2 separate regions of the Mus musculus genome follow, and region 2 is linked to region 1. Evidence: chromatin loops called from intact Hi-C (ENCODE). Cell type or tissue: heart. All regions are shown on one strand. Links, peaks and the distances in the headings refer to the core of each region. The heading gives the core; the rest is flanking DNA. Region 1 overlaps Prox1 (prospero homeobox 1). Region 2 overlaps Gm30446 (a long non-coding RNA gene).

The links. Peaks named below come from ENCODE experiments on the same cell type or tissue, not always from the same donor. Only the 100,000 strongest peaks of a DNase experiment are listed, where the experiment ranks them.
Region 2: a loop joins it to region 1, with 2.7 times the contacts of the local background. A loop is called at or near these places in 4 of 42 quality-filtered maps.

What each region holds. Positions count from the first base shown.
Region 1 is chr1:190,126,737-190,129,651 of GRCm38, forward strand. The region is part of intron 4 of Prox1 (prospero homeobox 1); the gene reads right to left. Among named protein-coding and RNA genes, the nearest start is that of Prox1os, 42 kb to the right of the region's middle. In heart, for the core only: no CTCF peak of the experiment used is centred there; DNase peaks (open chromatin) are centred at 1,355 and 2,175; H3K27ac peaks cover 2,500 bases.
Region 2 is chr1:190,060,518-190,063,432 of GRCm38, forward strand. All of the region lies in intron 1 of Gm30446 (a long non-coding RNA gene), which reads left to right. Among named protein-coding and RNA genes, the nearest start is that of Gm30446, 13 kb to the left of the region's middle. In heart, for the core only: a CTCF peak has its summit at 1,672; a DNase peak (open chromatin) is centred at 1,544; H3K27ac peaks cover 2,500 bases.

The sequences.
Region 1 (2,915 bases), core at 107-2,606:
CTCTATAACTGAGGAAAACCATGTGTGGGGAGCCAGTAATGTCAATGTAAATAAAATGGGTTAAGAGAGTTACTGGCTGCTGGTTTGGTTATTGGGAATAGGGTCCTCTTTGTGCAAGATGAAGCAGCTTGCTAACTTTCTGCTTGCTCTGGGCAGTGCACACTCAGAGGACCGTGTCGGGTAAAAGGCTTCTTGGAGCTCCTCCGATACTGGAGCAGCTCCTGTTTTGATGGTGGCTCCAGAGGTCAGTGTGGGGTAACAATGGCTATTCTGAGAGAATGCTGAGGTGTTCCACCCACAGGTAGAGATCTCACTCATGAAAACAGAGCCTCAGCTCTCTCTTCAGAACCCCTCTCCACCTTCATTTACCTGAGGAAGGCAGCATCTTCCTGATGTTTGGGGGGGCGCATCGGGGTTCAGGATTAGGATCATGACATTGCCCATATTTTAGGCACCTCCTCACACCTAATGGCTTTCCAATCACTAATAAACATCTGCAGAGAAGCCCTTAGTGACAAGTAATCCCTTATCTGGGTTTCTTTTAATAGAACCCAACAATCTCTACAGTGAACCCTTGAGTCTCCTCAGCATCAGGTGCAACAGTCAATCAAGTCACTGGAATGCAAGACAATGCAGGCGGCCGGGGGCGGGGGAGGGGGGAGGCCAGGCCTTTGGACATGCCACAGGGGAAAAACAAAAGGCTTCCAAAGTCTTTGGCAGACCTAGGAGGCTATTGTGGGAGCTGGCTGGCCAGAGTTCTTCAGGAGGGGACAGTGGAAACTTTGCTCTGATAAAAAGGCATCCCAGCCTAGGAGCCTCACCCCAAATAGTCTTGCCTTGACATTTAGAAGACAGACTCATGATGAGGTACTTGAATACACTGGCTACTCTGAGGGGAGATGACCAACAAGCATCTACCAACTCCATCCTGATTGTCTGCTCTCGTTTACTGATTGATCAGAGTGAGCGGGGGCTTGTGGGTTCCTGAAGGATGGAAGAAAAGAGTTTACATCTGCGCAGTACACAGCTGGGCAGCACACACATGCAGTGGACTGGCTGGCTGGGGGGGGGTGTTTTGTGCTCTCTCTCTCTCTCTCTCTCTCTCTCTCTCTCTCTCTCTCTCTCTCATAGGATTGAGTGGCAAAGACATCCCCCTCCTGTCTTCCTCCTCCTCTTCCCAGTTGCTTTACCTTCAAGGGTGATTTGTTTTATTAAACTGGCCGTCCCCAGTCTCTGCAGTCCATAATGAAAGCCTGACATAGCAGGCTGCCTGCCTTCTGTGTCCTGCAGACACTCATCATAAGTGTCAGGACATACCAAGGTTAGCGGTCACTGGAAGTGTGCTCGCTGGCCCAAACCTTGCCAAACGCTCTTGGCAGCTGAATGAATGTCACAGAGAATAGAGGGGGGAATTACAAAGGTTAAAAAGAAGACAGTCTCTCCTATTTTCTGGAGACAGGGAAGCTGATTTTTCACACCTCTGAAGCATCGGTCAGCTCACTCACTAGCCTCTTGTAGGGGAGGAGGGGGGACCATAACCCTGCCCTTTGCTCAGGTCCCAGTGGACAGTCCTCCATTCTTGATCCCCTTCAAAAACTGGCCCACTGGCCTCAGCTCACCAATGGAATCATCTTTACTGAAATGGATAGAAAACAAGCCAAGCATTGCCCCCTCCCGCCCCTGCAGCCCCAAGAACCCCAAGAACCACCGCCCAATGGCCGCTTCAGCCTATCACCAGGTCCCAGTCTTTGTAAGGAAGATGTTTTGGACACGTTGTCTTGTAAGCTAATCCCCAGCCCCCACCCCAAACTTCAACATGTAAACGGAAGACGCGTATAAGGTTGACAGGAGTGGCTGAGAGGGGAGAAAGGAGAGCCCCTGCTTGCGTTCTGGTGAATCCGTTCGTGTGTGGGTTTTCTTTCTTTCTCCTTCCCCACTTTTTTTTTTTTAATACTATAAAAGGGCAATAAAATGCTGACTTCGAGAAGACAATGTCAAGGAGAAAAGGGTGCTGGTATTTTGGATACTCTTCACTGCTCGCCTTGGAGAGAGTTATTCCTGTCACAGGCCTTTTGTCTGCATCTGCTGACTGGCTTGCCCATAGCCAGCAGCATACTTTAACTGTTTTGTCACCTCCTAACATCACATGCATCAGCTGTTGGGCTTTTGTTACGGGTATTGTAGAACTAATCCGCTGTGGTTGTTCTACTGTGCAGTAAATAAAACAGAAACCCGGCTTCTCAGACCGCTCTGCATGAATATTTCAGACAGCTTTTTACAACTCCGGGACTCACCAAATCAAATAAATAAATAACTCCCCCACCCCCAGCATCCCCAGACCCTCCCCATTGACTGAAACAAAACCCCTCGAACTAGCCGCAGATGCCTCTGAGTCACAGGGACTGGAGCTGGCAAACAATTGCAAGTTGAAAGAAAAGTGGTCTCAACTTCGGGGGCACCGCTGAATTCATATTTAAGAGGAGAGTTAAATACATCTGAGGCACAGGGCTGGCTAGGCATCTCGGAAAATCTGCAAAGCCTTTTGGGGGGGGCTTATATAATTATATATTTTTATATATTTTACACACACATGTAAGTATGTTTCCATATATATATATCCATATATAAAATGTTACAGTTACTCTTAATTAATCTTTGGGCCCTTTCCATAATGTGTAACCTGCACAGAGATGTGCTGAGAAAAATCAGACTCTAAAATGTTCTTCAAAACTAAACACACAGCGTGAACCCTCCATATGTATGAACACGACAGTTCACCAAGCAGAGACACCAAAGCATTTCCCAGACGACTTCTGAACGTCTTTGGAAGAGTTCAGAGGAAGAAGGGCATCTATCTCCCCAACACGGGCATGCCTGGGACACAAAGGTCCCATGAAAGAGACCAACGCTGAAGT
Region 2 (2,915 bases), core at 151-2,650, 66 kb before region 1:
GGGAATCCCACCTCTGCTTGGGTGACAAATCCTCAAAGCTGCGTTGCTGGAGCTCTGCACAGCTCAACCCAGAAGGACCTCTGCACCTCAGGACTTGATGATGTAATCTCCTCTGGGGTCTGGTGAGGAGTCAGTTAACTTTCTTATGGCTTCCTCGGCTTCCTCCTCCTCTCTGCTAGAGAATTCTTCAACCCAGAGTCAGCAGCTACACACGACTTGCAGATATTGACCCCAGAAGGTCCACTGGGGATCCACTGGGGACTTTTCACACGTGACCCTCCCCTTCATCGTCATCATCATTGCAATGGTTCGAATGAGTGGCTGACCCACCAAGCATGTGTTAGGAGGTAATGGGCCCTGGTGTTCTGCATCCTTAAATAAATTCACAGTGCTATGAGTGTGGCTATCTCAAGAGTGGATTTACTATTTTGCTCTATCCTGCTCAGAGTGCTTACCTTTCTGCCTTCCACAATGGAATGAAGAAGTACCCTGGCCCTTGCCAGATACCTGCCCATGCTTTTGGACTTGCCACCCCACTGAACCACAGGGCAAGTATATCTCTATTATTTATGGATTACCCAGCCTTGGGTACTCTGTCAACAGAAAGTGGACTGAGATAACCATGTTATCTTTTATTCAGTGGCTATAGGGTCACGACTATATATGAGGCATGAGCCTAGGTACCTGGGACTAATCAGAAGACGAAGCAGTCTCTCTTCTCCCCATGATCACAACTATAACACCATAGGATGTTAGGCAGTAGGCACTACTAACAAAACAAAGCAAAGAAGGGGCCTACAGAAGAAGGTTGGAACAGCCTTTATTGGGGGGGGTGTTTAGCTAGAGGCAATGTTGTGGAAAGGCCCTAGTGCTGACCACCTTCTCACATGATGCTAAGCATGTCCCCTGTGTGACCTCAGCCAATCATACATAGGCTCTTGTACTGGACATGGCTCCCTTTACCCTACTGGAGGGGGAGGAGACTAAAGGGTTAAAAGTCTCAGTTTCTCACTCAGGTCTTACAATCAGAGACTCAGACAAGGTTTGATGCTCCATGTAGAGCTGGCAATGGTTGCCTTCATTCTCACTGAGAAGTGGCTTAAAAGGAGTAACCTCTGGGGTCCCCCAGCTCCCACCCTGCTCCAGCTTTGGAAACTTCCCCATAAGCCTTAGTGGGACCTGGGTGTGGTGTGCTCAGCACAGGCCTTCTGTGCCATGAAAGGGTGGCCTCCCCTCCCCCCTCCAGAAAGCTGGCGTCCCAGCTCCGGGGTCTGTTCCCTCATGAGAATGAGGGCGGGGTGGCTCAGCCTCAAGGTCCCTCAGGCACCGACCTTGTACCTAAAAAGGATTCATTGTTTCCAAACCCAGCTTCCTATTCCTGCCAGATAACCACCAGCCCATTAATGTGTCCAGGTTGTAAAATGTTGCCAGGGCTTCTGATGTTAGCCGCAAGCTGTTGTCTGCAGGCTGGCGTCTTCTTCTCCATTCACCCAGCATGGCTCTCCTTTCAGGGCACTGGCCTCTGGGTACCCAGCCACACACTCCAGGCCAGCTCAGCCTCCCAGTGTTGATAACATTGTTATTATTAGACATAGCCTGTGGAATGCCAGCGCTCATTCCCCAGCCTCAGCTCTGCTGGTGACATGTGATACAGCCCTCGGATCACAGGGGCCATGGGGCCGTGACCTCCAAGGCCCCTGAGAATTATTCTGAAACTGGTCTTGAAACCATTGCCCAACCAGAACTAGGTGTGCAGTCCTACCTTCCTCTCACTGCTAGGAATAGACCATCACATCAACTGGTGGTGGGGACTGAACCTCAGGCTTCCCACATGTCTTAGTCCTACCTAGACTTTAAAACTCCCAGAACTACTGTCTCCAGAGGATCTGTCCCCAGAGCTTTGACTGCAGACACCTACCCTTAGGTTTGTTATGTCTTCCCAAGGCACTGTAAGAAGTATATATGTTTTTATACCAAACAAATGACCTTAGTATTTTTTTAAGTGAGTCTTAGCCAGCCAGATGGTGAGTAGGGACTCTCTGCATGCCCTAATTGCCTCTTTGGGTACTGAATAATGACAGAGGTAGGTGGAACTTTGAGGCAGAAAAATATTCGTTTTCCCCAACTGGTATAAAATGTTTGCAATCAAGGGCATAGTGTATGGTACTCTAAGCTCAGTGTATATAGTTACAAATGTCTGTGTGTATCCATGTATATGTGTGTATATATACATGGCTCTGTGTGCACTTGCATCTGTGTGTAGACTTATGTGAGTCTGTGTATATTTCCATGTATGCATACTTATATACTTCTAAGTATATGTGTGTATACTTATTGGCTTGCGTGTATGTTTACATGCATGTGTGGACACACAGCATGTACATGTGTGTACAATGCTACACACATACATAAGTCACCCACCAACTTCCAGGTAGATTTCTCGAGACTACCGCCATTTTTACTTTGATATACTTACATGCTTCTGTCCCACAAGGGACAGGGCACCTTTATGTGAAACCACACTGTGGATCCATAGGGTATGGTGCTCTACTGCTATGAATATACAGGGTATGATGCTCCATTGTTGGGCTGAGGTATACTCTCCGTTCCTATTGAGTTGAGTGCCTTGGCCTGGGTCTGTGCTTCAGCCTTGCTGCTCTGGGCTGGGGCTAAACACACCGGAACTAAGTTAAGGGCAGTGTTGCTCTGTACATCGGTGTGCCCACTGAGCCAAGGAGACCCATTTATTTTTAATTGAATTAAATTGCTCACCAAATGAAAGTGGCATACTTTCATTAATATTTAATTACATACAGTGTTAAACAATGATCACAAAGAAAACTTCACAGCTTTTTCTGTCCCTGTTTTATTTTTTATTACTTTGTTGAACAAGACACTCTTATTAGCTGTTTTAC